Linked DNA regions of Homo sapiens: regions 1, 3 and 4 are each linked to region 2. The links are chromatin loops, found by intact Hi-C in ENCODE. Cell type or tissue: mammary epithelial cell. All regions are shown on one strand. Region 1 overlaps LOC105377282 (a long non-coding RNA gene). Region 2 overlaps EPGN (epithelial mitogen). Region 3 has its middle 120 kb from the start of BTC. Region 4 overlaps EREG (epiregulin).

Region 1 (8,000 bases), 550 kb before region 2:
TATCCTTCTTCATTCTTGGCTCTTAAAACCTGATTCTGGCTGGGTGTGATGGCTCATGCCTGTAATACCAGCACTTTGGGAGGCTAAGGTGGGCAAATCACCTGAGGTCAGGAGTTTGAGACCAGGTTGTCCAACATAATGAAACCCCATCTCTACTAAAAATACAAAAATTAGCCGGCTGTGCTCTTGTAGTGCCAGCTGCTTGGGAGGCTGAGGCAGGAGAGTCACTTGAACCTGGGAGGTGGAAGTTGCAGTGAGCCAAGATCATGCCATTACCCTCCAGCCTGGGCAACAAGAGTGAAACTTTGTCTCAAAACAAAACAAAACCACCCAAAAAAACTTGATTCTACTTAACTTCAGCATGACCCTTTCTGCCTCTAAGAAAGTCAACCAATACTGTTTTCTTCAAGCTGCACAAGGTCCCTATCCTCATCTTTACTCCTGAAACTCTATTGGCTTAAGATTTGGTCTTGCATTAGGAATTCAAGAATCTGGTATCTTAACCTAAGCCAATGTAATAATAATGTTCTCCCTACTGACATACAAGTGGCCAAGAAACATATGAAGAAGTGTTTCACATTACTAATCATTAGAGAAATGCAAATAAAACCACAATGAGATATCATCTCACATCAGTCAGAATGGCTATTATTACAAAGTAAAAAAGCAACAGACGCTGGTGGGGCTGTGGAGAAAAGGAAATGCTTATACACTGTCAATGGGAATGTAAATTAGTTCAGCTGCTGTGGAAAGTAGTTTGGAAATTTCTCAGAGAAACCTAAAGCAGAACTACCATTTGACCCAGCAATCACATCACTGGGTATATATCCAAAAGAAAACAAATTTTCCTACCAAAAAGGTACATTTACTTGCATGTTTATTGCAGCACTAAGACATAGATCAACCTAGGTGCCCATCGACCATGGATTGGATAAAGAAAATGTGGTACATATAAACCATGGAATGCTAGGCAGCCATAAAAAAGAATGAAACCATGTTCTTTGTAGCAACATGGATGCAGCTGGAGGCCATTATCCTAAGAGAATTAATGCAACAGAAAATCAAATACCACATGTTCTCACTTACAGGTGGGAACTAAACATTGATACTTACAGACACAAAGATGGCAAACAACAGAAACTAAGGACTACTAGAGGGGGGAGGTAGGAAGAGGGACAAGGGTTAAAAAGCTAACTATTGGATACTATGCTCAGTATCTGTGTGGTGGGATCATTTGTACTCCAAACCTCAGCATCATGCAATATACCCAGGTGAAAAACCTGCACATATATCCCCTGAACCTAAAATAAAAGTTGAAAAAAAAAACTTCCCTTGAATATGTTAGCTTATTTTTGCAATTCCTGATTTATTTCTGGTTTTTAAGGAATTACAGAATCTTAGAGTTGGAAGAACTTTCATGGATCATCTTTCTCCATGAAAGTCTTAAACCCCGAAGTTTAAGAGCCCCTTTTAGAATATTCATGCCAAAATAATTACTCAGGCTGCTCAAAACCTTTCATGAGCTCATTGCATTCCAGGCAACCCTTCCATTGTTGATTGGATCTCATGGTAATTTTTGAACATGGCCTTGACTAGCCCACAGTGTACCTTTGTGGGAATTGGAAACAGGTGCTCCCTGGGGGTATATGAAAATCCTGGCAAGTTATGACTTTCACTCATTGAATCTAGTTCTGTGAACTACAGAGGGAAGGATAAATTCCATTTTTTTTATGAAAGAGTCATTCAGTATTCAAAGAGAACTATCATATTGTTACCTAAGTCTTCTCTTCAGGGGAACCTTCATTCCTTGTAGAAAGGACATGATTTTGATACTCTACTGCTTTGTTCTAGATGGAGTCCAGTTTGTCATTGCTCCTCTGAATTGAGCAAAATATTCCAAATGTGTTCTGATTGCGAGGTAGAAGTTTCCTGTAACTACACTCACTGTATTTCTACGAGTGTAGGCCGAAAGAACATTCACTTTTTCTATTCTGCCAGCTGAATTGCCCAATTGTTTAAAGGGAAACTTGAAGTCATGTAAAGAACGTGGCTTAATGAACCTCATATACTGTACAATTTAATTTTTGATTGTAGGTTCAGGACTTTTTCCTGATCTCCATTTTTTTTAATACTCCCTTATTAGGTGTTTTAAGAAGGGATTATTACTCAACAGATGTTAGTATCCTTACTCTCAAATAGTAGACTACTTATTCTTTGTTTATATTTTTGTTGTTCATATAGATGTTTTTATGATAAGAGCACTAATATTTTTAACAAATCCTTCTAATTGGCCTCTGCAAATTCTAGACTAAAGTCTCAGTTCAATTTCATAATGGTAACAGGAGTACGAGGCACCCTTGTGTTGTTACTTCCTTTTTATCTGTACTTTGCTCAGGTAGCTGCACTAGTAAACTGAATAGAAACTCCAATTGCATTTGGCTGGTGCAGCTGTGGCATCACTGTGCTAGCTATCATGAAGCTTTCTGCATGTCTCAGGCATCTTGAGAACAGCTCTACCATATCTTTGGAAACTCCAAATGCATTAGAGTCTGGAATATCCTTTCCTCAGAGACAGGAAAAGGAGGCAAGGAAGTATTCTTTCCGCTAAAGTCAGAATAAATAATAATGACTGTCTAAGGTCAATGTGGAGGGGTATCTCACAGCAGCCACTCTTCTTTGCTTGGTGACTTCCTGTTTAGCTAGTAAATAGGAAAACCCAAAGACATTAGTGAAAGTATTTCATTTTACCCAGACTTTGCCTCATTGTGAGCTGGTGAGCAAGTACAGGGGTTCACATAAAATGTTTGGCTGCTTCCAGAGAAACCAAAACCTACTTCAGAAAAAGATCAGCAGTGAGACCAATGTGTGAAGAGAACTTTAGGAAAACATAAAGCAAAACAGATTAGTGGCTCTCAACACCAGGTCCAATGAAAGGCAAGTGTTCCTCCAATGTCTTTGTGCCTGATCTGATTGATAATATTTATTTATTTTTTGTTTATATGATAGGCCCAATCTTCCTAGTTGCCCAAGGAAAAACCAATGGCTAAGTATATAAGGCTAAATAAGAGTGGATTCCTCTTCTCCTCTAGGTCTTGTTCAGTTTGCTGTGTTCTCTACTGCCATCTGGTGGTCAAGAAGGATCAATCACTGCCCTTGCAATGAAGAACTCTATGAAAGCGAAGGCTTGGCCATTTTGTGTTCAGCTCCTTCCAGTAAATACTCCATGGCATGATTATTTATTTTTCCTTTTCTCTTATTCATAAATCAGAGTGGCTGTTTGAACTTAACCACCCTTATCAAAATCTTTAAAAATATTTAAAATATTTTGACCCAGTGCTTCCACTTTTATAATCTCAAAGAAACATAAGCAGACAGATTTATGTATGAGCATGTTTCTCAAAGTGTTATTTATAATAGCAAAATTGGAACTACCACAAATGTTCAAAAATAGGAATTGTTAAAATTGGAGTGTTCTGTACCACTATTCACTCACGCTTTAGAAGAACATTTAATGACATGGGAAAATGTTTATAATATATTATGAAGTGAACAAACACAGTTAAAAAGCAAGTAAAACTTCACAATCTCCATTTTGGCTTTCTGTGTATTTCCTCCTTTCAAAGGCATGAACATATAATACTTTGGGAACCAGAAAGAAATGCCACCATAAATATTTTATAAATATGGTTACCTGCATGGTAGAGTATCAGTATCAACTTTTTTTTTAAAGTAACACGTCTTTTAAGATATCTATCCTAGAACTTTATTAAAAACATACTTCTACAGAATATCAGTGCAAAGGATCGTGAACAATTGCTTTAGTGTTCTTGGGATCAGGAATAATCCAGGAAGCCAGAGCATGCAGCTGCCACTTCAGGTTTGCTAATGAGTCTTGTGGCTAAGATAAAAAGCATGTTATTTGTTGCATGACCCTAAAGAGTTATTAATTTGTTCTAAGGCTTATATTTTGCTCCCAAGAGTTGTTGGTGGGGATGTGGAAGATGATGCAATTCAAATCACTGTGCAGTATGTGCAGTAACCAGAGCTCTATTTTATAATTGGACACAGTCCATTTCTTAAAGCTTTTTCAAGACATAGCTTTGAGATTTTTCTTTGTACAATGAAAAGGTACACAGAGACTGCTTTGCTTGCTTCACTGGGTAATTAGCCCACAAAGAGAAGATTGAAGGTGCTCTCACGGGTTTCTTTAAATGGAGCTAAGAGCAGCTGCCCTTGGGTCCTAGGAGCAGCTGTGTGGCTAGCCAAACCCAGCTAGAAGGTGTTCCTCCTACAGAGCTTTCTGTTTCACATTTGTTCACTTAATACATTTGGACACAATTTCCATATACATGGTTAACATGTCACTTCTGTCTACCCTAAGGGCACCAGGTGGTAGCTCCAAGAAGAGGAAATCATTTTCGGAGTTCCCTGCTGGCTCAATCAACACTTTTCACTTCTCCTAATGAGATGGTTAACCTGTTTTTTTCATTTAGCCATTTGGTCAACAAAACTTTAATGGCTGTTATAGAGTAGTTTATAATTTCCACACTTACAGGCATTAACACCATTACTATTAGATTGGGAAACAGAGATTCGACTAATCCTCCAGCTTAAGCTGAAAACATATCTCCATAGAGATTTTTCACTGAATTAATTCTACTAAATTCTTGGGTCAAACACAGTTAATGTTTCTGCTTAGTCATTTTTAAAGAAAAGAAATGAAATCTGGCTGGTATACATTAACCCGTGTGTGCTTCTTAAATAAATTTACAAATATAAATGGACTCAAACATTAATCAGACTATTATCTTAACATATTAAAAAATAAATTTACATAGCACACTGTATTAAAGTGAGTATTACAAACTTTTAGTTCTAAAGTAGTTGTTTCTCTTTGGCATGTTTCATTGGGCATGTTCCAGGAATTCAGTAAGTCCTCAAAGGTTGTTTTTCTGTATTGGTGCTACTTTCTTTTATCTAAGTAAAACATATTCTCAAAATAACATGCACTGGGAAGTATGATTCGATGCACAAATACTGCTTTACACATAGCTTTTGGGGACTATAATACCAGTTCTGTGATTGTCATAAAGATCTTTAAGATGTGGTAGGTGGAGTTATCAGTGTCAGAGTTACAGAAAATCAGGGACAGAAGAATTTGCTTTTTGAATTTAGAACCTTGTTAAGCCTTATCTATTTTGACTTCAAATATGATTTCAACCTTTAAGAAATTGCTTCCATTGTCCTTTCTGCCTAATGCACTTGGCTACTTTCTGAGGCTTATCATTCATCAAAATTTTAAGAAAATAATTTCCTTTTTTATTTGAATCAAGAAGCCTATGCAGAAAAAAATACTTTTCGTAAGTGTCTTGAGCTTAAGTTATTAACCTAGAACTTTAGATATTAGTAGTACATAAATTGGAAATAACAAATTAGCTACATTTAAATGGATTTATTCCAAGGCTTTATAAATTGATGAATAAAGTGGGCAAAAGTATATAGACTCATAAGATATGTTAACATAATAATAGTTCCAATATATTGGATCCCACTACAGATTGTTTTCTGCATTGAACCAGCTATTTATATACATAAATATCATTTAAAGTATTCCCTTGCCCCAAACTCTCCTTATCTAGTTAACAGTGCTATCCAATAGAACTTTCTGTGATGACAGAAAAATTTTACTTCTAGCTACATATGGCCATTGAGGTCTTAAAATGTGACTACTGCAACTGAGAAACTGAATTTTTAGTTTTATTTAATTTTAATCAATTTCAACTTAAATAGCCACATGTAGCTAATGGCTACTATATCTGATAGCACAGCTTTAATGCATTAGCTGGCTTTATTATCTTCAGAGTACTAGGCACAAACTATGATTATCTTTTTAGTTTCCTTGTTTCCTAATTATCTGTCTTCTCCTTGCTAGGCTGTAAACTCCCAGAAGGACCTGGTCTGTCTTTTTCACAGCTATATTATTATAATCTAGGACAGAGCTTGGTGTGTAATAGATACTCATGTTATTTATTTAAAATGCACATGTGTGTTATTATTATGTCTATGTTACAGATGATGAGGAACAAAGAGGGAACAACTTTTAAAAGATGACAGGGATTCAAACACAGGACTGTTTGACTCAAGCTCCAAATCCTTCCATTCTACTAGTTGGCCATAACTACACCCACGACTGCACTTCAGACTCCTGATAACCAAGCCCCAAGAATGGAAACTGTTTTAGTGGGATTAATACCCAAAGCTGACTAGAAGTTCCCTGATCCACTTTTGTTGCTAGCATTCTGGGCAGGAATCTTTCAAGCCATTGAGTTAAGGCATTCTCCCAGAAGTTTGAATGTACACATATTACTGTCAAGGAATAATAGTTTAACATATAATTTCCCAGATTGTTCATAGTACTTAAGAATTCTAGTGCTCTTTCAGGCATGGTGGCACACGCCTGTAGTCCCAGCTACTTGAGAGGCTGAGGTGGGAGGATCACTTGAGCCCAGGAGTTCAAGGTTACAGTAAGCTATGATCGTGCCATTGCACTCTAGCCTGAGAGACAGAGACTCTGTATCAATTTAATAAGAAGAAAAGGAGTTTTAGTGCTCCTTAAGATATAGTGAATTGCTCTTTTAGGAAGAGAGAAGTTCCAAAAATGTTTTTTCTAAAATGTATTTACAATGTATATGTTAAAAACAAATTACATACATTTTCTTGGCTGTTCTTGTTATTTTTAGATTATCTGCTTAAAACAAAGTGTGCCAAAAGTTTTAGGAAGCTACATGTAGAAACCCCTGAGGTTTGATTTATGCACTGATGCAGAGTGAGGACTTAGAAATACCTCTTTAGGTTAATGTAGGCAATCCAATTAAGATTCCTTGTCTATGTTGTCTGGAGTGGTAAACTTGCAACAAATTTGTGATATTATCACAATGTAATGAGTTAAACACTCATATTATACAAATGTATTCCTTATGAGGTGTAAGCCTCATAGTTTATGTAAATAAATCAAATCTTTAGAAAGTGAACAATTGTAGCCTTTGCTGTCTTAAAAGGTGAGAATTGTGCTTTTCAATATGAAATAAACCTTATCAATGGCAAAATGTAGAACCACCTAAATATTGAGAAACTTTTGTTTTATGTTATCTTTGCTATAATATACCTGTGCAAAATAAGGTTTCCATAGAATGTTGTACTGGAAACAAAATACAGGATAGGCATAAGACTAGATCCGACAAATGCTCTGACATGACAACAGCACTTCTAATACCAAGCAGTGTATATATATATATATATGACATAAAATAGTATTTTCATTTAAAAAATAACAAAAATATAAAAGTATTGATGCTTTGACTTGACATATATTGTCTTTGACATTTCCTGGTGGGGGTCTGGGATGCTAAGGGCACTGAGGAAGGTTTGGCCTGGCTCAAGTCCTAATCCTTCTCATGAGGGGGCAAGAACCAGATCCGGGGTTGGAGTCATTGGATGCTTAAGTGGAATATCTTGCACATGGTCATCAGGAGGGCTTTTCAGTTTGGAGGTTGAATGTCAGCCAAAGTTCTTAGAGTACATAAAGAGTCAAGCAAGAGAAACCAAATTTGATAACATCAAAGGTCAGAGCAGTCTCAAAAATTGGAGAGAGCTGAAAGTGGCAATTTATCGTAATGAGAGCAAGCCTAGAAACAAAGTAGATTGAAGCTCGTAGGTAAATGCATGAGCTGGGGGTGTTTTATTTTAATTGAAATAAAGATGTAGCAGTTGGCAGTATTGAGATTCGAACCAATCTGATAATTCAAACCCTTCCTCCTCTTCTCATTATAGGATTCAAATTCTTCTTCCATTTCTCACTATAGAAACCTTGTTGAGACGCACTTTCCTTTTGCTGGTAATAGTAGTCTCCATCTCATAGGCAGACTGTGAAGATTAAATGATTAAAATGGCATAAATCATTTAGCCCAGCATCTGTTACAGGTTGGTGCTCCATAAATATT
Region 2 (8,000 bases):
TTTGAGACTTCTACCTTTATGGGTTTCTTTAACCAAGGAACAGAATATTCATGAGTGTTCCTTGAAAAAGGTGAAGATTTCTCTAACTTCGATGCCACCCATTTTTACACCAAATAGGTGTGTTCCTGGAACTGTCGTGGCACCTGTGGGTGTGTGATTTAGTGTGTTAATGAGCATATAATGAGGTCCTAGGTAACAGCAAGGTCAAATCCACCATGTTGTGTCCAGTTTTTCTTAGGCAGCTTGGTCCACACCCTGTTTTTCAGGGTCTTATCAGCCCCTAGCCTCTGCAGCTATTTCAACAGTTTCTTTTTGCTAGTTATGTAAAACTGCTGCCTGGAATTTTCTATTCTCTTGCGACCACTCTGTATTGTTCCTGTCTCTATAGCAGTAATACTGGGGGTAATGGAATGCTTTGATTACTTCTGGAATGAGAATTGAGGGATGCACAACTAAACCAGGCGCAATGAAGGTGAAGGAGAATGGTACTCCACAGCAAAATTGGTGTGGTTTTTGGAAGGGGCATGGATGCTGGGAAGGCACAAAAACAAACAAAAAACTTTTAATTTTTACAACATGCAAATACAAACCACTGGAAGATAAATCAATTCTAACCAGGTTTAAGGAGCAGCTGAAGGTATGTTCACCTATCGGAAGCTCTCTAGTTCCTCAAGCAAATGGACTTCAGTCTACCCAAAGCACCAGTATGCAGATGCACCTGTTTGCTTAGCCTACCTAGGCAGACCTAAGCCCTGACAGTAACATGTGTTAGACTCAAAAGGGGGACCCTAATACCTGTATATACCAAGTTTGACTCTCTTATTTCTTATAGATTCCTTTGTTTAATTGTTCCTTTTTTTAATCAAATGTTTCATCAATTCTTAAGCAATTTCTTACTGTAAGATCTGCAGTTTGGGCTAATATACTGCCTAATATAGACTGCTGAAGGAAGCAAAACCGTTTTTCTTCCATGCCATTTAAAGACTTTTGAATAAAAGTAACAGTTTGCTCAGAGGGTAAAACAGAGGGGAATAAGTCTCAAGGAAAAGAAGAAGAATTGGAGCTATTCCTATTAATACAGTAAGTTGATAATGTTAGGATGAAAACCATCTTTGAATGTTAGTTGATTTAAGAAGGAAAATATAGTCATAAAGGTTTCTAATCATTTATAACTTGAAAAAAAGTACAAATAATATGATGAGAACTTGAATCCACAGTAATATGGGGCTTTGGAATTTTGTCCTTGACACTTGTAAATTTAGGTGGAGAAATGAGGGTTATGATAACCCCCAGGTCCCAAGGTCCTGAGTGCCTAATATCAGAATATTTCAAAGGTTTAATAATTATCATGAAGGTTGAGACTGAGATACAAGGGTTGTGATAATTTCAAGGTACAGTCAGTTCTGTTTTAATGCTTGTCTTGAAAGCGTGAGTTTATTCCAACATAAAGAATAATCTGTACATAACAGGAACTTTGTGTTTGCTTAGGTATAATTTCACCTGAGAGAAATGCTAGATGAGGAGAAAACTGTTGAGCAGAGCAGCATAGGAGAGAGCATACATGTGTGCAATTCTCAAATATCTACCAGCGATCTTGGCTCATGTTTGAGTTATAAACCACACTCAACCACATCTGCTGTTATAACTTTCCACCCAATTTTAAAAACCCCTCTTCCATCACTTGATAATAATTCACAAGCTAAACCCTGCCAATACCCACTTCCACAAGCAAACTGCAGGTCTTTTTAAAGACAACGTACCATGTTTATTGTACTGTTTATGTATATTTTAACCACCTAAAATGTATAAAATTGTGTTACCATTTTTAGAGTTTTTTTGGTGTTTTTAATATGTTACTGAAGAAGTTTTTTGAATATTGTTTCTCAAACCCCCATTTTTGAATGAGTCCTGTAGGATATCCTGCTCAATTTTTTAGTGTAATGATTTTTAGGAATACATGTCACCTTGTAACAAAACTTACCGTGTTGAGTGTCATTAAGAGTTTCAATGGGAGTTTTAGATGATTTATAATTATAATAAGTAATATTTATTGAATGAGTGCTATGTTCTATGAATTTTACCTGTATTAGCTATCTGATTTAACTTAACCCTAAAATGATCCTGTGGGTGTGATTATTTTCCCCATTTTATAATGGAGGCAACTATGATTTAGAGGGATAAAATAATTTATTCTCAACCACAAAGCTAATAAACAGCTGGAGTTCAAAACCCAGCTCTCTGAGAATGCAGATCCCACTTCAAAAAACACTGGGCAAACTCAACCATGGCCAAACTGTGCTAAGTGCAGCAGGACTTGTATTCAGAGAGACCAGCAGCCATGTGCTCACCTGCCTGTCACTAATTAAGACCACAAAGCCTGGGAACTGGACAGCCTTGCAGCCAAATCCAGGTTCCACCACTTACTGGGTGCATATCATTGAACGAGTTGCTTAAACTTTCTGAATTTCAGTGTCCTAATGTGAAAAATGGAATTCAATTGTAATACAATAGCTAACATTCATTGAGCACTTATTATTAACCTCAAAACAATCTATGATATAAATATTGTCCCATTTCTACAAATGACAAAACTTGGGCTTAGAAAAGTAAAAAAAAAAAAAAAACTTGATTAAGGTAGCACAGCTAGTAGGAGTGAAGCTGGATTTCAACCTGTCTGTTAAACTCCAGACAATTGTCTTCTTAACCACTGTTGAACACAACCCCTAATAAAACCTTTCACCTGGATGTCTCTGAGGATTGAGGGAGATACTATCTGTAAATCATTTTGCACTGTGCCCAGTCTATGATGTGAATTTAATAAATGAAGTTCATTGTCATTATTACCATTGGAACTTAGCTAAGAACATAAGTAATTATAATACAAGGCAGAATGTAAGTGTTTGAAAAGTACAAAAAAAGAGAAAGATGTCAAGGAAATTCAAAAGAAGGAGAAATGACATTTGTAAATAACACCATTCTTTAAGGAGGGGGCAGCATTTGAAAAAAATAATGTGATCTTGGCAGAGGTGAGGGAGGGTAATACATGTAGCAGGAACAGTAGAGACGGTAAAACACAGAAATGGATTGTGTGGCCCATTTGCAGAGCATAGAGCAGTGGTTGGCCACAGCTGATGATATGCATAGGGCGAGGGGGGATGAGAAAGACAGACCACCTGAGCCTCCCTGGAGAGGGCTTCACAATGCAGGCTGAACAGTCCTTGCTAAACATGGTGCACAATGGGGAGTCAGTGTCAGTTCTCAAGCTGGGAGGCAACATAAGCAAGCTTGTGCACTGAAATGACAGATCTGGCAAGGATTATAGCAGAGAGTGACTGAAGGTGTGGGCAGGGCAGTGCCTGAGTCACCAGATGCCACCCCTGCCGGTTTCCAGGTGAGTGTGGGTTCTCCTAATAAGCACATTCTTGGGCGACTCTTTGATCTGAGACTCCTTTATAATTTATGAGGTTTGCAGTACAATGGGGCCCTCTACAGGCATCTTGATGATTAGACTCAGGAGAATTTAGATGAGGAAAGATTAAAATGAAACCAAAGAAGCAAGTTTGCAGACTTAAAGGCCCATAGGACCCTGTGCTGGCAGCCTAAGCAGCAGCAGCAGTTGGGTATTGAGGCATGCTCCTTCTAACCAAAGTTACAAAAGATATAGAGCGCTGGCACAAACAAAATAGGACCAGAGCTCTATATTTTTTATTTTTCAAAAGAGGCTAGATTTTTAAAAATAGTAAAAGAGCTTGGTTTTTAAATGTGGGCTTGATTTAAAACAAACACCACGAAAGCTAAAGGGAATATGTCTGTGGAATAGATCTGCTTATCGGCATCACATTTCCAATGTACAACTTCCAACCAGGAAGGGAATGTGGAGGTCATCTTCAGAGTCTAACTTCTCCACTTAACAGGCAAGGATATCATATCCAAAGAGTCCCAGTAAAGTTCAGATCACACAGCTGAACTAGAAGACCGGTCATTTTAGTGCCAAACTATTGCACAGATTTTTTAAAATGTTATTTTCCAATTTTTTTCCTAAGCTGGACCACCGCTACTTACTGCTTTTCTGCAAGGTGCATGGGGGGCTGGGGTAGGATTGAGGATAATGTGGAGAGAAGGGGGTTGATGAGATTTTACTGTAGACATGACAATCACTTGGATTCCTCACCCCTCATCTCAAAAACAACCTGAGTCAGGTATGTCTCAATAAAGCTAAAAAAATGTTGGGAAATAGCTTGTAGCCAAGATTAGAATATTTCCAGTATTCTCTAGGAATACTGGCTACAGGTTAGAGTAGAATATTCCCAATATTCCAAGAGAGTGCTCTAAGAGAATACTCCTCATTCCTTGAGTCATGAGGATAAGCCAGAATTCCTTTACAGTATACAGTCTCTCCCCAGACTGTGCACTCAACTGTCAGCAGGCACTTGACGTTGATCTGACCTCACCCTGAGGGTGTTATACATATCTTAATAATTTGCAGACGACAGCAGGGGAATTTTGTGGTTGATCCATGACAAATATTATCATTTTGTGGCCAGGTGTGGTGGCTCACGCCAGTAATCCAGCACTTTGGGAGGCTGAGACGGGCGGATCACAAGGTCAAGAGATTGAGACCATCCTGGCCAACATGGTGAAACCCCGTCTCTACTAAAAATACAAAAATTAGCTGGGCGTGGTGGCGGGCGCCTGTAGTCCCAGCTGCTTGGGAGGCTGAGGCAGAAGAATTGCTTGAACCTGGGAGGTCGAGGTTGCAGTGAGCTGAGATCACACCACTGCACTCCAGCCTGGCGACAGAGCGAGACTCCATCTCAAAAAAAAAATTATTATTTTCTATATTTTAAGAAAATAACTTTTTTCAATTGCATACTAATTACTTGGGCATACTTTTAAGTTCACTAAGAAATTATCCCTCAACAGTAATATTTTTCATAAAATATTGGGAAGCATTATTATATAGAGCTTAGATGTTAGATGAAGAACTCTGACATCAGATGCATCTGGTTCAGGCTGAGGCCCTGTGACCTTGAACAAGTGATTCCCTTCTCTAAGCCTCAATTACACACAAGCATGGATTAACTAAAATAATGCAATTGATGCTTTCAAACATTGCAAGTGCTCATAAATGGTTACTGTATTACATTATTGCTTTAACTTGATTTGTTAAGGAACTTAATATTGAATTAATTTTTAGTGTGATTTTAAAGATCTAGAGATGCCATTTTTTTCTTTTCAGAAAGATGTGAATCCTAATTAATACCATCTTAGGAGATCGAGACTATCCTGGCCAACGTGGTGAAACCCCGTCTCTACTAAAAATACAAAAATTAGCTGGGTGTGGTGGCACACACCTGTAGTCCCAGCTACTCAAGAGGCTGAGTCAGAAGAATCACTTGAACCAGGGAGGCGGGGGTTGCAGTGAGCTGAAATTGTGCTACTGCACTTCAGCCTGGTGACAGAGTGAGACTCCATCTCAAAAAAAAAAAAAACAAAAAAAAAGAAGAATACCCTCTTAAAGATCAGTAATACTGCTAGTTTGACAGCTGGTTGACTGTAGACTTAACCAAATTTTAATCTAGATGACGTATGCCCCAATAATATCTGAGACATAAAAAATGACAAAGAAAGGCCATGAGGTGGTTAGATAAGACCTGACTGAACAATTCAGTTCTTCTTGTTAACACATAATCACATTTCTAATCTTTATGAGATGTTTCTTTGGAAGCTGTGGGTATTGCCGACAATCTGGAACATCCATCATGTTTAGTTTTGGAAGAGAAGTAAAATATAATACTATTTTACTTGTATTCACATGGATATTCTCAAGGGGCCTAGACTTAAAATTCTTAGAAAATTAACTGCTTAAGCTCTTATACTCTGAGCTGGGCACTGATTGATTAAATAATTAATAAAAATTGAATACTTAATAAAAATGCAGAATTTAGAAAAGACATTTCTGAATGTGCTACTGAATAGGTCTGAGCCAAAGATTTGGACAAAAATGTGGGCTCACCCAGATTAGCAGTGCTAGACACTGGCAAATTAAGTTTCAACATTTATAGTTCATCTTGGCAGCTACTCATGTCCTGATGTCATGCAGCCATGATGTAAGCGAGAAAGAGTGATGTTTTGCAATAGACGGATTTTGGTAACCCTTCCCATGAGTGTAGGTAGTAGGATACCAATATTTATATCACTTCACAGAAAGCATGTTACATTTTGTAATGCAGAGACATTAAATGGCTTCCTCATGGTCCTCTGCATAGATGAATTGTCCTCATGTTTAACATCAAAAGCTTAAATTGCTGATGTTTGTTATTTTCTTATGACTTTTTTCTCAATTAGATATAATGAATGGAAATCTTGACATCACCAAAACGAACATGTTAAAATTAAAGGATTAGATTTGTATTGTGCCAGGAAAGACTAAAAGATGAACTATGTTATAATTTCATCCTTTTCAAACTTTATGAAAACACAACTATACAAAAAGCTACCTTGGGGAAAGAGAATATAATGACAAGCATTTTTAATTACTTTTTTTGCAAATTTACTGGCTCCAGGATGGCTGACATTATATTCTGTGCCCCATCCTCATTATACTCTGAAATGCTAAATAATAAAGCACTCATGAATACTGATGACTTAAGGATGTGTTCTCAAATAATTGGAGGATAGACGAAGGGAAGTGACAAAATGGGGAATGAAAGAAATTGATGAACCTCTTGGCTGGTGTAATGTAGTCAAAGATGCCAGAAACATGTTGGCATTTGTTTCCTAAATAATCCACCCTCAATTAATGACACAACTGATTGATAGCTGAAAGTGTAGTTCTGAAGCACAAACTTTACTGAAAGGCTCTTTTTAGGGTCTTCTTACATATAGAAAAAAATGAAACAATTTCCAAATATATTTATGCATTTTCCTCTTAAGTTCTGCTTAGGTACTTAAACATTGACAGATGTGGTTCTAGCTCCATAGGAATGTCAGAGATTCCTTCCTACAAAATTAATGGTAGGAACTACAAGGATCACAAGATTGTTTTATATGAAATATCATAAACAGATGGTTATCATAAGCCACACTCTGAGTTTCCATACAATCTCACAGGGTAGATTTTATGTTGTTAATAAGTACTATTCTATAGGTGAACAAAGTTGAATCTCATGAGTATTTGTTTTGGTTAACATTTTGGTTTTGCAACCTGAGGATTTTAATTCTTTTCCTGATGTTCTAATTTTAATTATATTGTGTTTATAATTTATAAGTATTTATAGACAACAAATATTTATAATCTTTAAGGTTATCACCCCTCCATACTCCAGCATTAATTTCTTTTTCCTTTTATCAGGAGGCAATTCTTAATTAATTAAAGGCAATCCTGTATTGTTTCTTCCCATACTCTCCCCAGCTCTTTTACATCTTTTTGAAATACTCAGGAAGAGAAACGCTTTCTAGGTGTGGTCTGTCACTGGAGTCACTGGGAGGAAACTTCAACTCTCCACTCCTTGGTATGATGTAAGCTTTGCATACTGTGTGAAAACATTCAGAAAGTGCTGACTGCAATCCGTTTGCATTAAATTCCTTCTGAAGGAAAAACAAAACAAGTTAAATACCTTCTACTCAAAGGAAAGCAGAATTTTAAGTTTGGTTTAGGAATGAATGAAAAGTTATAATTTAATGTAAATGAAAGGCTTGTTGCTGGACTGCCATTGCAAGAATAGTCAAGTTTGATCCTCTTTTCACCACTCATGATCAAAATTGTCTTGCTTATCTACATCACAAATGGAAAAAAAAAGAGTCCATTGTTTTAGATTGAATCTTAAAAAATGATAGCTATTATTACTCTTTAATATTTTATATTTCCTTCAAAAATAAATTATTATTTTACAAACTAAACCCTAAAACATACCTAAGATAATATCGAGTAGTGTGTTTCAGGGTTAGAGGTGGGGTTGAGGTCCATCTCAACATGCTGATGTTGAGGATCTCACCGG
Region 3 (8,000 bases), 350 kb before region 2:
TTGAGAGTGTTTCTGGAAAATGAGCTTTGTCTCTTCTGAGTTTTTGATCTATCTGGTCAATTGGCCAATAACATGGAGTGAATTTTTAAAAACACCCGCAGAACTGAACTGCTCTCAGCAGCAATAGAAATAAGAGGCACGATGATCTATACATTAAAAGTCCAAAAAACATCTCAACCTGTACATGTCCCAGTGGAATTCCTGATTTCCTTCCATTCCTAACCTGTTATTCCTTTGGGCTTCCTCATCTCAGCATATGGCACCCACTTCATTTGGCTTCTCTGGTAAATCCCTAACAATTCTTCTTTATCCTCTCCTTTCCTACAGCCTCCATTCAAGTAGGCTAAGAAGAGTCACTCATCTCCACCTTCAAAATGCATCACACATCTGGCTGCTTTCCAGCACTCAGCTCTCCATCCTGACCCATTAATTGATCTCTAAGATGGACTCTTGCAATAGCCTCCTAGCAGGTCTCTGTACTCCTTCTCTTGCCCCCTTACAATCCAATCCGCTAACACCTAGGTTGATCTTAACAGAGTTAATTCCTACTCCAACACCTGTAATATTCGTGTAGTATCTAAATCTCTACAGTGGTCTCCAACACTTTCCATGATCTGACACGTTCCAGAATCACTTGCATTATGTTCTCATTTCTATTCTTCATGACTCTGTGATCACACCAAGATCATTCACATCTCAGGGCCTTCATTCTTACTTCCCCTTGTTACATCTTTCACGGTGTGCTCCTTAAATAACTCAAAACATAATTTAGTTTTCTATTCAAATCTCATCTCCTCAGATAAATCTTTTATTACTAGCACTTCTGAAAATTGCACTCCTTCTCAGTCATTAGCTATATTTTTATATTGCTTTATTTTTCTTCTTAGTAGTTACTTGACATTTTATTATTTATGTTGGTTTATTGTCTGTCTATACCATGCGAACAGGTACTACAATTGTTTTGTTCCTTGAACACCTGCAACAATCCTAACAAATAAGCATTCAACCTTTCTTTTTTGTAATTAAATAATTGAGAAATTAATTTTTGAGAAAGTAAATATATAGGATAATAGAAAGTGCATTGGATTTGGGGATGTACATTTTAGGCTTATTTTTTTCACCCTTTAATTGTGTAGATTCGAAAAGAATAACGTTAACTTTCTGTTCCTTTCTTTCTTCTCTTTAAGGAAGGATAATCTTTAAGGCAGCCTGAAATTCTATGAGGTCTAAAACAAAGAGCCATCTCTGATATAGGATATTACTTTTCTTTCTTTACATTTTATATGCAAATTTATAAATCAATGAATTTTCATGTCTTTCTTGGATATAGTTAGATATCTGTCAGACTTCTTTCCTTTCCCTCTTCTGTCATTGAAGTTTTGTGGGCCATCTTTATGTGACAAGCACTGTGCCAGACACTTGTGAGGCAGATGATTCTGATATTTTTTCTGCTTGCAAGAAGCTCAAAATCTGAAAAGGAAGACAGAAGTATAAGCATATTCATTAGAATATAATTTGAAAAATACAAAACCAGAAATGTGTTCAATATACAAGGTGGAGTCACTTTGTCCAGGAGCTCCAAGTAGAATAATGAAGGGAGATTGTGTGATGCACCTTTTTTGAGTGTTGTACTGCTAGGAGGAAGAGAGGGAATGGTGGTGGATGTGGAGGGTGGAGTCCAGAAAGATAAATGCATAACAACCAGTCCACTGGACCACTGATCTGGAAATCCTTGGCAATAATTCTTATTATAGTTTATCATTGTAGTTCTGATAAAATGTTGGGTACAAGACACAGATGTAGTGAACTAAGGAGCGACTGGGAAGGGTGGAAGAGGATACTTTTGCATTAGCCTCTCTTCTGGAAAGTTTGAGAAAGAGAGGAGAGAACTGGATAAGGAAAAGGGGTCAAGGAAGAAACTTTAAAGATGGAACAATCATAGGCGGTGTTGGAACAATCATAGGTGGTGTTGGGGAACAATCATAGGTGGTGTTGGGGAATAAACCAATAGAGCCAGAGGAAGAGCTGGAATTAGTTACAGGGATGGAGCTGTGTGAGAGCTTTAGTTTCTTGGTAGGAGGTTGTAGGAGAATGCGATCTGCAGCGCCGAAAGGTGAGGAGAGCCCACTTTCTTCTGAGACAGAGTCGGCAAGGGAAAGAAAAGAATCAGACTCAGGGCATTTTTAGGACACAGTGAGGAGGTGAAATTCTCAATGGCCTGCTTTTTTTTAGTGAAGTAAATGTTAAGGGCATGTGCTGAGCTGAAGGGAGTGAAGGTTGGGTCAGAGGAGATTTGAGGCAGTGAAACATTGGAATAGCCTCTAAATGTGAATGCTACCCCTGAAATCCATTGGCTCACTAATGCCTGGCCAATGAAGAGATAGTGTTTCTTTTGACAATTATACTTTCAACTTAATGGGGTAGTTATTTTTGATGAGTCCTGTCGTTATTATGGGCTGTTAGTAAGCACTATATTGTGTGTGGGCTTACTCTTATTTCCAAGGCTAATTATTGTTAATACTGTTTTGCTGTTTTAATTTCCTAATAAGAAAGCACAATAAACATTAATGCTTAGAACAGAAGGCTCAGCATATAGTGGCCCAATCAAGAAGTCATGGAAGCACATTAGTCAGCTGAAGCATTTTAACTGTCAGCCAAGCAAATGCATATAATCATCTTAAAACATATGGGCACATGCATGCATTTGTTCAGTACACACTTGTTTATCATCTACTCAGTGCCAGGTCCTCAGAAGCCAATGAGGATTCAGCAATAGAAAACCCAGTCCTCATCTATGAGGAGTAAATAATTTTGTAGATGTAGATTTGGGATTTATCCAATACATCTACTGGATTTCCAATATTGGGATTAAATACTACAGGTGTTAATGTAACCTATGAGGAATATTTTAATTTAATTTAATTCAGATTTCTGTAATATCTCTGGTGGTGCTACTCACTTGCAAATCACTGAGACTATATTTTTATGTTACTAAACTGCATTTTGTGCCCCAGAAGCAAATAATAATGTGAAAAAAAATAGCCTCTGGTACACCACTTTGTTTTTTACCCTCTGCCCTCAGCCTTCAAATTACCATTTTATGCAGGAAACTGCCCTTTATTTTAGTCACCCCCTCCATAGATATCCTTGAGCTCTCTGCCAATAGTAAATAAATGATGGCTGCTTTCCAAGCTCCTGCCTTTAGCCTCTGGGGGGCATCGTTGCCCTTTCTTACCCATCCGTGTCTGTAAATAGGCTATTTAGGTGGAATAGAAGGTAATTCATATGCAGTAATAGAAGAAACCTTATAGGAAATTTCAACTTTGTTACAATCATCTTGATCTGAGATAATATATCTGCCCATTTCTTCTTTATTTTTACCATTGAAATAGTTATTTCATATCACACTATTTATCTTTCAGCCATTGAGGTTGGAGAGAAGTTGTATTGACAGTAATCTCCAAAGGACATTGCCAATTTCCTTCCTTCTTCCTTTCTCTCCTTCCCTTCTCACCACCTCTTTCTTTTTTCATTTCTTCCTTTCTTCATATATTCATTCATTTCAGAAGTATTTACTGAGCACATATTCTGTGGTAGGCTCTGTGTTAGATTTTACAGATATAAAGTGAACTAAGAAACTCTTTGCCCTCGGGAACCTTAAAGTCTAGACAGAGACAGATAATACATGCAATGATTGCACTACCTAGCACTTAAGGCTGTAATAGTGGTAGACACAGGACACTGTGGGAGAACATAAGAGAGGACTTATAGAAGAGTGTGAGAGTCAGGTAAGGCTGCCTTTAAATTGATTTGTTGAGAATGAGCAGGAGTTAGTCAGAGGAAGCTGGGTAGAGGGAAGGGAAAAATCTTGACTATCAATTTATAGTTTTTAGTTGAGATCCTTGATGTAGAGGAAATTAATCAGAGAATTACAATAAAATTATTGTAGCATCTTCTGGAAAGGCCCAAGAAAGAATCTATTTCTTTTCTGTACTTCTCCTTGAAACTCTGACTTCCTTTCCCATCTATCAATTCAGATTTGAGTTGGGAGATATTGGAGCACTATGCACCATATTTACTTCTCAGGTTACAAGGAATGAAAGGTATGAGATTTAATTCTGCCCACTCTGCTGTAGCTCATTGTTTCTAATACTGTAGGGTCTTTTTATATGGACGAATATAAGGACTGGATGGAAGTATGATCCATCACCCTCCCAACTGATGAGGAGGAGTGTGGATTCCTTCATTTCATTTAACTTTCCAATGTAGGCAGAACTTCGTTCTTACCTCCACGAAGTAGGCTCCCCAACTCAGCCTACACATTAGAACTTTTCAGGGATGTTTTGAAAAGCGTTGTTGCCACTGTTCTTCCCCAGGAAATCCTGACTTGGGAAATCTGAGATGGGACCTAAACATTTCTGCTTAAAAAAAAAAAATCCCGTAGTAATTTTGATATCAAGATGGTGTTGAGAATCAATGTCTTTTACCATACTACAGTAATATCTTGTGGTGGAAAGTTTTACCATTTGAGGTCACATGAATTTGACTCCTAATTGTAGTTTTGTCACATAGTCACTGTGTGACCTTGCCCAAGTTACCAAACCTCTCTGATCTTCAGATTTTTAATCTGTGACGGGGCAACAATAATATCTAGCTCACGGGCTTGGTGAACTCAGTAAAGGCTAGAACCCTCCTGTAGGAAACACTGGGGATTTATTGTGCATGAGGTTTGTAATAAAAGTGGAATTGTAGGAACCATCCTTTGTCAACTAGATTAGTGAAACAATTATTAATAAAACACCAATAAACATTTACATTTCTTTGCTTCTCCTGAAGATGAGGTGAATCTGAAAGTGATTGAAGTCAGAGGGGTATTCAACAGCCAGCACTGTATTGTTGGTCCATGAATTTTTTTGTTTGAAATAGAGACTTTTTGAGCATGTCTTTTATGCAAGGCCTATTTATCTTTTTCTCTTAAATATGTGTAAGCTTTATCCCTTCTGATACTGTCGTAGATTAGTTTCTCACCTGCTTTCACTATTCTATGAGACTCCTAACCGATCACTCTGGCTTTGATCTCATTCATCTCCAGTACATATAATCACACAGCTTCCCTATTTAAATTCCATCTCCTCCAGGATCACATCCAAGCTCCTTAGCATGGAAAGCAAAGCTCTTAAGAGCTACTTATTTCTTTATCTTATCTTATATCGTCTTCCTCTTGAGCAAGGATTCTAATGAAACTTTAATGGTTCTGAACAAAATCTCTTGTGTTGGTAAATTTTACACAGGACACTCCCTTGGTCTAGAAAACCTTTCTCCCCTTTGCTCCCCTTTTTGATGAGAGACAAAATTTTACCCTGCATTATTGAGTGCTTGGTTTGAGTGGATCACTTTGAGGACATTTGTATGTTTCTTAGATCCCCCTGTGTGGTATGTGTTGTTACTTTCATGTTACAGTAAGGGAAACTTACGGTATGGAACATCCTATAAAACGTTAGACTTTCTGGGCTTCAGTTTCCCTATCCTCTCTGAGACCTTTGTCCATTCTTTGTTATCACTGCTTTGTTGGTATGAAAAGAGTGGAGGGAAGGAAGGAAAGGAAGAAAAGAGCCAGGGAGGGAGAAAGTTAAGAAACGATCAATTTGAATATGAAAGCAGGAACTGGGATTTCATCTCTTTATTGTCTTTGAATCCGCCTCATGCAATGCAGTACTGGGTTTGTAGCAGTTACAGTATATAGCTCAAATAAATACATAACATAAATGTATGACTGCTTTGTTACTAGATGCTAAATGTTATGAAAATATTTATTCCTCCATATCAAGGACTATGATTGGCGTTTAAGTAATTTCAAATTCAGTTCAACTACGCTCTCTGACATCTGTGAAAAAAAAAGTACACTGAATTTTCATTTAGTCTGTACAACTGCTGTAACAATCCTACTTTTTGTCATTAGAACAATGTACCCCACCCAGTCCTCCCCAATAACCCTTATCATCCCCACTCACTTCTACCTACATCCTCAATGAGGGCAAACTAAGCATGCAAAAAACAAAAACACAATTTTGGATTAAAAAAAATCTGTTAGCAGGACTTGTCCAATGAGATAGTGTTTTTGTTTTTATGAAAGGAGTTGTCATTTACAGAAAACACACCCTGTTCCCAAAGCCTGTCCCCTGTTAAATGCTGTCATGTACTAAGAGTTAATTATGGGTCTTTCCAAACAAACCTGGGGACCTCTGCTTCTTTGAAGATGGTTTTGTGTTTAGAAATCCATAGAAATCTTACATGATATGGAACTATGTATTATAGATCATAAAACTCCATGATTTGCTAAACAAACATTTCTTGGTTAATAAAACTCAGCAAGTGTTTCAACAAAAAGGGTGTAGCTCTATATCACAGAGGGTTTGCAGTTCACACATCTCAGTTTTGCAGTGATAAAGCAGTCATTAAAACATGAAAGCTCCTTAAAAATTACAGCTGCCAGACCAGATTAGGTTTATCTGAAGACTAGATTAAATATGAGAGTATTTACCTTGCATTCTAGGGGAATCCTTGGGAACACAGCTATAAAAATAAAACAGAGAGAGGTCAGAGTAATAGGGGCACAGACTTTGAGTGTGGCAGTTCTTGAATGTTGCCTTGAACGTCTTGGGCAGAAAGCAGGGTGCCTTCTGAAAGATTTTTAAAAGACTTTTATAGTCAAATAGGTATTGGATTAGAATTCCAATCCTTTCATTTCTCAGGTAGATCTTTTATTAAAATGAGAAATCACATATGATCTCAAAATTTACTTCTTCTGGCCAGAATTTCTTACTAACAATTTCTGATCTTTCAAGAACCACTTTCTAATGAAGAGTAGTGACAAAGAAAAGTAGAAATTGAAATTTGAGGAAGAAAGTTACTTGTAATTATCTAAACACCTCAAGACCTAGTTGGGTCATGAGTGAAATAGATAGCTTCTCTGTACTTACTTTTATGCCAAACATTTATTTTATTTTCTATTCAATTTATATTTAATTTATATACATACATCTCTTGCTATTTCATTAAATATATATAATAAATACTTTATATATATATATATATAAAATATACTTAGTGTGCAAAGAGCTCTTCAAGGTCTAAGAAAAAACTTACTGTTCTTAGTTTTTCTAAGAACTCAATGTACAAATGGTCAAAAAGTTCCAAAGAGAATGTTTGAAAAAATATTCAACCTCAGTAACATTTGAATTTCATTTAAAATTGAGTAACAATTGAATTTCATTTAAAAGAACAGTCAGATACCAATTAGCAAAGATTATAAAAAGAATTATCACTTCATGTGGCTGACGGGAGAGTAAAACAGGCAGTCTCAGACACAGGTGACATGAGATAGATTAAACAGAGTAAATTAGAAGACACTTTTCAACAACACTTTGGCAGCTCTTATGCGGAGTTTCTAAGATATTATGTGCTTGGAAACAGTAATTCCACTTCTGATCATCTATTTTAAGGGAATGATTAAAAAAAATCTTTGGTGCACAAAGATGCTTATTGTAGCATAACTTAGTCTCAAACTTGAAACAACGTATTTAACAGTAGAGGAACAGCTGAGAAAATGTAGATGCATCATTTAAAATAATATTGACAAAGATTTTGTTGTTGCGGAAATGTTAACAATACAATATTATTTATTGCATATCAACTAAGTAAAAGGTACTCCTGCTGCTCCTCCTTCCAATATTACTAATAGAATCCAAAATGTATCCAGCACTTGCTATGTGTGAAGCACTCTTCTAAGCTGTTTCCCTCTATTAATTAATTTAATTCTTACACAATCTGGGGAGGGAGGTGCTACTATTATTCCCACTTCACAGATGAAGAGAGTAAGACACACAGACATTAAATGCATATATGTATATGTATCCATATATATGCATGTACATATACACACACCACATTTTGTCATTTTGTTCATTCATCAGCTAATAGACATTTGTGTTGTTTTCACT
Region 4 (8,000 bases), 55 kb before region 2:
TATCAGCATAGGAAGAGTCTGAATCAGCTGTTTCATCATGTGTATTCAGTGAAAAGATAAAATTTTGGAACATAGATATCAAGAATGACTCAAGTACTTTCTGAATTGTGTAGGAATCATCATAAGAAGAACCCTTGTAATTTCACAGATGTTTAGTTAAGAGCTTTAGCTGCTTCTGTTTAAGCTTTAGGTATTTGCACTTCAAACACTCTTTCCAATTTATTTAAGTAACTGTTATATAGTAAATACTAATGGTGGTGGTAGTAGTAGTAGTAGCAGCAATTAAGCTCCACTAAATTAATTAATGGCTTCAGCTTGCAATTGCTTTGGGGAATAACGAATTTCAGAACTGAGATTTGAAAAAAATTAGACATATTTTGTTTGAAGAAATGAATAATACCTACCGTGGGGGATAATGACATGTGTGTTAAGCTTGCTTTTTCTACACCCTAAAGGTTGTCTTTTGAGAATAAATACCTCCTATGTGATTTTGTTTAGTCGGTTGGACATTTTCGTTTGGATTCCGGTGCTTATTGGCCTAGGGTGCGTGATAACTAGAATGACTTCCTACTCCTGAAAATTCTCCTTGACTGATAGGCAGCTAGGTAAATGTAATCTAGGTAAAATCAGAATATATCCTATCTAATATGAGAAGGAATAGGCATGCCAGATGAACCACACTGAGAATCCAGTTTCTGTAAGCACAGGAAGAGTTTGAATCAACCTGTTTCGTTGAAGTAGCTAAGTAAGTGGTAACTGTTATGAAAGGATGATTAATGCCTCCATAAAGGCAACAAAATATATTCAACTTTCCATTTCTTTCACAGTTCAGACAGAGGACGATCCATCTCTTGAACATGTACTATGTACCAGTGATATAGTTTGGCTCTGTGTCCCCACCCACATCTCATCTGGAATTGCAATCCCCATGTATTGAGAGAGGGACCCGTAATCCCCATGTGTCCAAGGAGGGAGGTGATTGAATCAATGCGGGTAGTTTCCTGCATGCTGTTCTCAGGATAGTGAGTGAGTTCTCATGAGATCTGATGGTTTTATAAGTGTTTGGAAGTTCCTCCTTCCCGCCTCTCTCTCCTGCCACCTTGTGAAAAAGGGGCTTGCTTCCCCTTCGCCTTCGGCCATGATAAGTTTCCTGAGACTTCCCCAGCCATATAGAACTGTGAGTCAATTAAAGTTCTTTCCTTTATAAATTACCCAGTCTCAGGGAAGTCCTTTATAATAGTGTGAAAACAAACTAATACAACCAGGTATGGTCCTATTCACCTTATCTGTATTATATTATTTAGTCCTCTCAGGGCCAATTTGAGGAAGATACTATTATTATCCCCATTAGAGAAAACTAAAGCATAAAGAGTTTAAATAACTTTTCCCAAGGATACATATTGTTAAATGGGCCACTTTATAGAATTTGGAAATAGGCAATAATACTAGAGTATAATGGACATCACAGAGAACAAATTATGATAGCTGTAATTGAAGTAGAGTATTTAACCCAACATAGAGGCCACAAATTATGGTGGAAAGGCAGTCTTGTGAGGAAAACTTGAGCTACGTGATCTTGAAAAAAAATTAATTTACTTTTCTGGGTGTTAATTTTTCCTATCTTATAGATTTTTGGGGAGAATACAGTGAAATAAACTAATGTTTTTTTTTTTTTTTTTCTGAAATGGCTGTCACAGCCCATAAATGTTCCTTGACTCTCAACTTCTAGCCTCTGGTTTTAGCAGTGTATGTGGACAGTGCCCTCTTCTGGTTTATAACAAGTTTGTCTATCTCTGTAATTTGGTACTGTAAAGAAAGATTTAATTCGTGTAATACAAGAATTTTATTTTTTCTCAGTTAGAGAAGGCTTGTATCTGTTAAGCCGATTGTATATTTTTGGGTTCTGAAAAGTAAATTACACATCGGCATCAGCATCATAATGTATAACTTCATATATCAAATTTCACACTTAATTCTGTGAAGTAGTTATTAGTCTCAAATACCCTCAGTGTATTTAAATTAAATGTCTTGTCTAAGATCACTTGTGACCACAGAAGAGAAGAGTTACAAATTTATCTTTTGAAATCAAGTCTCCTGTTCTTCAACAATTTGAAAATTCTGTTGTCTTTAAAGTTCAGAATTATCCCCTCCCCACTCCATGCTTTTTCTACAATATAAATGCTGCTTCAATTGCTCTTGTGGAACTACAAAAAATATATTTTTGTTGAATGACAAAGAAATAGCTAAAGCCTAGATTTCATTGTCAGTTGAACAGAGTTGAAAACTATTTCACTAAGCTTTTTATGGAGGATAAGCTAGATTCTCATTCAAGTCAATTTTGTTTTATATCCCAATAATAATTTCACCATACTTTCACTACTGAAGAATGAAATCCTTTAACTAATACAGTTTCCTCGGTACAAATTGGAGTTTTAGTTGCACGTGCTTACATCCTTGACATTCCTATTCCTACATATTTCTTCAACTGAGGAAAGCTTTGGAGGAGACATTACCAATTCTCCCTCCAGGAAAATGCTAGCCAGGGGGAAAAAAATGCACATTTGAAGCTAGTTTCTCTATCCTTTGCATAAACTAAAGCCTAACCTTTCCTGCTTGGAATTGCCTCCAATTGCAACCTGCAACTATTATAGAATCCAACTTACTTTGGAGTGTTGCTGTTAGTCTTCTTTTTTAAAGGTTTTTAGTAGTTGTTAGTTTTTCCACCGTTGGAAACTTTGTTCCAGTTGTTCAGGCCACAGGTGAAATGTTTGTCTTTGTTAATTAAAGAATGTTCAGCCCAGGGTGTGCCTCCACAAAGACTGGACTTTCCTTACTCGTGACGCTCCCTTGGACACAGTCCATCGCTCAGGATAGTTTCTGTGAGACTTGCTGCATTAATCCTACAGCAGGATATTTTACAGGTGGAATCGTATATAATTTTAAATGTTCCTTTCAAATTAAAGTGTATAACTGCAATTCCATCATGGATGGATGTGGCCAAGAAAACAGCAAAATTAATTCTAAGTCATGTCCATCTGCACAGCACTATTGCTTTAAAATAGTGGTTCTCAAATGTTCCTGCAATATGCGTCTGCTCCCAAACACTTGCAAACTAGGGTAGAAGAGTGAATGCGATCCAATGAATAAAAAATCTATCTCCAGAGAAATATTACATCCACTATCCTGTTAACCTTAAGAATCGCTGGTCAGGCCGGGCGCGGTGGCTCACGCCTGTAATCCCAGCACTTTGGGAGGCCGAGGCGTGCGGATCACGAGGTCAGGATATCGAGACCATCCTGGCTAACACGGTAAAACCCCGTCTCTATTAAAAATACAAAAAAAAAAAAAAAAATTAGCCAGGCATGGTGGCGGGCGCCTGTAGTCCCAGCTACTCAGGCGGCTGAGGCAGGAGAATGGCTTGAACCCAGGAGGCGGAGCTTGCAGGGAGCGGAGATCGCGCCACTGCACTCCAGCCTGGGCGACAGAGGAAGACTCCCTCTCAAAAAAAAAAAAAAAAAAAAAAAAAAAAAAGAATCGCTAGTCATTACTTTAATGAGTCATACAGGGAGGGAATAAATGCTAAAGCATGCATATATTTCCTTAATGTCAGGCTTTTCATGACCTTAGTGTTGTTTGAACATAATTTCTCTATGATTGGACCTCAAATACTATATTTGGCTTTTTCATTCTTGACAGTAGATTCTTCCTAAGCAAATAATTCACTACGATACTAAATATTTTAGATAGTATCTATGTCAAAAAAACAGATCTGGTGGCATTTCTTGTCTGGTGGCATTGGTAACTAAGATACAGAGGAATTTCTTGCCAGGTGATATAACACAGATGATCTGTAAACTCAAAATTGGCAGTTGGCGCTTCTTTTACAATACAGCTGCAAAAATGGAAATGCATTCAGAGGTCATTGTTTCTATCAAATTTCCAAATGGGTTTTAGGAATGTGAACCTCACCTATATATCTCTCTGCCTTCATTTTTCAGATTATGTTTCAGTGAAATCTCAGATGTGCCAGCAGGAAGTGGTGCCAGTGACTCAGAGGATACAAATCGCCTCTTCCCTGTGAGTCAGGACCGAGCCTACACCCTTACACAATATTGGGGACCGCGCGTGGGAGAGGTTGAGTGCCATCATAGGAATGGCAATAGCAGTAAATGTCGTGGGCCCTGGAGCACTAAGAAGTGGTTGCCCAACAGTCAGACAAAATGCCAGATGTAGAAAATGTACTTCCTATTGCATACGGTTTATTTTGACCTTGCTTCATTTTTATTTATATTTATTTTGTTTTTCGAGGCTCTTACTCATTTGCCCAGACTGGAGTGCAGTGGTGCAATCACTGCTCACTGCAGCCTCGAATCCCTGGGCTCAATGATCCTCCCATGTTGGCCTCCAAAAATGCTAGGATTACAGGCTTGAGCCATTGTGCCTGGATTTACCTTGCTTCCTAAGGATTGCACTGAGGGCTCATCCAGAAGGAGGCCAGTACAGAGGAGGCTAGGATTTGGTGACTGGATGACCAAGCCAAGTCAGCAAAATAATTGCAAATCTTAGGGTAAAATGACTATTCTGGAAAACAATCAAGAAAATAAAAATGATCCAAATTAAAATCAGATAGATTACAGAATAAAAGAAATGCATCTCATTTTCCCAGTTTAACCTTTTAGGCTATTTAGACCAGAAAAGCAAACTTGTGCAGAATCATAGCATTTGTCCAGCCCAAACACATAGCAAAATCCTCTTTGTTCACACTTTTGCTGTGGTCACATGCCAACCTACTCAGACTGTTCATTTTCTACCATCTTCCATGGCAGTCTGTGATTTTAGAATTTGTCTATAACGTAATAGGCTTGTTGGATCTTGTGTGCTTTTAAGGAGTGAATATGCCTTCACTGTTTTTGGATGTCTTTTTGTTTTAAATTTAATTCCACTATTTGATAAGCTCTTGCTTCACCTTGGTCAAAATAACTCTAAAACTCATTATCACATCAGATACTGAAAAGACTGTCAGCACCTTCTAGTAGCAACCTACTTTTCAGAGAGTATATATATGTGTGTGTGTGTGTGTGTGTGTATAGATATATATACGCACACGTATATACTTATATATATACATACATATATACTTATAAATATTACTTATATATAAATATATATGAACACATATATACATATATTACTTATATATAAATATATATATACACTCACATATATACACACATATATATAAATCTATAGAAAACTAACCTTGCCTTCTGCCAGTAATAATTCTATTCCTATATATTTTTAATGTTAGCTTTGTAACTGCACTTCATTAAGACCTAAGGTAAAAACGGTCTATAGCAATTTGAGATAAAACATATGAAACCCAAGGTTAATATAACAGGTTAAAAATAAGTAATTATTTTAATTTTGAGTTTTGAAAAATAGCCATAGAATCTTCCTTGACAAGTAGCAAAAATATTAATATGCCATGTGTTTCTAGTCATAAGCATTAAGTTATACTTTCCAATTTAGGTAGTCATTTCTAAATCATACTTCAAATGCTAATATATTTCGCTTACATATTATCATACAATGCTATACTTAAAGCTAGTCAAATAAAGAATCAGTGAGTCAAAATATAAGGGAATTATCTATTTTGCACTAAATATGAATTTAAAGATGTATATCTTGTTCATAACGGAAGTATTTCCAGAATGCAGGAGAATACATACCAACTCTTATGTAAAGAGTACAACCCAGCACTTTGGGAGGCTGAGGCTGGTGGATCATGAGGTCAAGAGATCGAGACCATCCTGGCCAACATGGTGAAACCAAAATACCAAAAAAAAAAAAAAAAAAAAAAAAATTAGCCAGATGTGGTGGTGGGCGCCTGTGGTCCCAACTACTCGGGAGGCTGAGGCAGGAGAATGGCGTGAACCCGGGAAGCAGAGGTTGCAGTGAGCCGAGATCACCCCACTGCACTCCAGCCTGGTGACAGAGCAAGACTCTGTTTCAAAAAAAAAAAAAAAAAAAAAAAAAGTACAATTTAAATTAATCTGAGTGTTTGGAACTCTGTGACTAAAATCTCTAAAGGTGGGACTTGCCTCCCCTAAAAGCCAAAGCTTCATTTATAGAGTATTGTTTCAAATTTTCTGTTGGAAACATATTTTTTTCTCAAGACAATCTTACATAAGAAGAGCTTTTTTATAACCTTTTCTACCTTGACTCCCTTCCATCGGGCTTCTCACTTCTATAAATCCAACTTAAATTATTCTTACATTATTATTCCAAAAGAAACATCTCCTGAAGGCGCAACAGTTTGGACTATAAGTGTCTGCAATTTGCCTTCTTTTCATTATGGCCACATTGTGGCAGGAAGCCTGGATATTTAATGGCATCTTGAGAAGCATATTGACTATATTGTATTCTCTGTAGATGCCTATGGCCAAACATGAATCTGCAAGGATAAAGTTTTAATCAGTGAGAGCACACAAAACAAGAGAAAGGGAATCCATTAAAGATGATTTCAAAAGACTCGAAATTAATTACTTTTTATTCAGAGAACCCACATAATACAACTCACACACTGCAGGCTGCTAAGGAATTCTACTTTCAGATAATATAGTTTATGAAAATATAGTTTGAGTTGACATTGGCGACCTTGACTTCAGTGAGAGCCACATATGCCTCCATAGCATGATAGCTGGTGGGATGGGCTTAGTTACAATCCAATCATCAAAAAGGAGGGCAGCTTACCCCATCCTTGCTTTTAGTAACTACATTTGTCAAATAATGTTTACTCAATAAATATCTATTGAGCGTTGTCTACATGCAAGATATTGAACAAAACACTGGAAAGAAAACTGGTACAAAAGACATTGTTCCTGCCCTAAATAGACTTAAAGAAGTTGGACACCTAAGGGTGGTAAGGAAAGGAGAGAATTTATAGATGATGCCAAGTTTCTAGTCAGAAAAAAAAAAAACAGAGAATGCTGCCATTAAAAAAGGAGGAGACATAGGCAGGACAGCAGGCTTGTGGTGGCATTTGGGCATGAAGGCATGAAGGGAGTGAACATATTTGAGTTTAATGTTTATCTATAGGTATTACCTATTTATATTTTTGAGGCTGTTGGGAATACAGTAAAGGAATAAGAATTTATTTGGAGATTAGGAGAAGTCTATTTGAAAGTCATATGAGGAGATACTGCCTTTAAAGGAATGGAAGACATTTATATGTTCCAAGGAAAACAGTATGAACTGGAAAATAACAGAACTTTGAGAAACAGGTGGTAGAGAGCAGACAGAAGTGGCAAAGAAAAGAGAAAAAGAAATTAGAGAAAAAAGAAAATTAAGTTTGCTGAGAGCTAAGAGAGTAGAGTTGTAAAAGGAAGTAAAGGGTGGTTATCAAAGGAATAATCAGAGACAGTATTCATGATTCCATCGTAAATAAGACTCATCATTATTAGATGTGAACGGTGCTAAAATCAGCAATAAATATTGCCAAGCTGATTTTTTAAACATGAGAATGGGCTTTATATTTGTATCCAGATTATCATTAAAATTAATTTTGTCTTGGTAACTCAAGCACTAATTTTCCAAACTGTGAAGTATGGGTGGCAATGTGTAACAGCAATTAAAAAAAAGTATATTTTATGTTATTGGTTCTAAACCAGGAGCAAAATTGCCAACCAAGGTTGGCAAAATTGTATCCCTCATTGGCAAAATTGCTCCTGGGGACCATTGCTACCATATGGTAATGTCTGGAGACTATGATGGTTGTCACGACTGGGGATGCTACTGACATCTAGTGGGTAGAGACCAGGGTTGCTGCTAAACACCCTGCAATGCATAGGACAGCCTCCCTGCAACAAAGAATTATTTAGTCCCTAATGTCAACTGAGACAAGGTTGAAAAACCCTGCATTAGACTCATGAGAAATGGAATCCAGTTCTAGCTCACATACTTATTTTGTTTCCCTGCAACTGAGCTGCCTTATCTCTGAA

What was found. Hi-C counts contacts between places; a loop is a spot of excess contacts. Peaks named below come from ENCODE experiments on the same cell type or tissue, not always from the same donor. Only the 100,000 strongest peaks of a DNase experiment are listed, where the experiment ranks them.
Region 1: it touches region 2 in a loop (6-fold over the local background); 5 of 110 quality-filtered maps call a loop at or near these places.
Region 3: a loop joins it to region 2, with 9 times the contacts of the local background. A loop is called at or near these places in 45 of 110 quality-filtered maps.
Region 4: it touches region 2 in a loop (6-fold over the local background); 15 of 110 quality-filtered maps call a loop at or near these places.

Annotation. Positions count from the first base shown.
Region 1 is chr4:74,870,080-74,878,079 of GRCh38, reverse strand. LOC105377282 (a long non-coding RNA gene) reads left to right here. Exons shown (of 4, transcript XR_938886.2): 3 at 3,090-3,212; 4 at 6,073-6,330. Among named protein-coding and RNA genes, the nearest start is that of PARM1, 59 kb to the left of the region's middle. In mammary epithelial cell, a CTCF peak has its summit at 3,126 (motif pointing left); a DNase peak (open chromatin) is centred at 3,119.
Region 2 is chr4:74,316,128-74,324,127 of GRCh38, reverse strand. EPGN (epithelial mitogen) reads right to left here. Exons shown (of 5, transcript NM_001270989.2): 5 at 7,339-8,000. All of the region lies in intron 2 of LOC105377276 (a long non-coding RNA gene), which reads left to right. Among named protein-coding and RNA genes, the nearest start is that of EPGN, 12 kb to the right of the region's middle. In mammary epithelial cell, a CTCF peak has its summit at 3,487 (motif pointing left); DNase peaks (open chromatin) are centred at 3,407 and 4,457; H3K27ac peaks cover 1,152 bases.
Region 3 is chr4:74,666,503-74,674,502 of GRCh38, reverse strand. No RefSeq gene overlaps it. Among named protein-coding and RNA genes, the nearest start is that of BTC, 120 kb to the left of the region's middle. In mammary epithelial cell, a CTCF peak has its summit at 3,209 (motif pointing right); a DNase peak (open chromatin) is centred at 3,222.
Region 4 is chr4:74,370,838-74,378,837 of GRCh38, reverse strand. All of the region lies in intron 1 of EREG (epiregulin), which reads right to left. Among named protein-coding and RNA genes, the nearest start is that of EREG, 9.7 kb to the right of the region's middle. RefSeq lists an enhancer at 3,461-4,660. In mammary epithelial cell, CTCF peaks have their summits at 1,764 (motif pointing left) and 7,805 (motif pointing left); DNase peaks (open chromatin) are centred at 4,097 and 7,797; H3K27ac peaks cover 5,425 bases.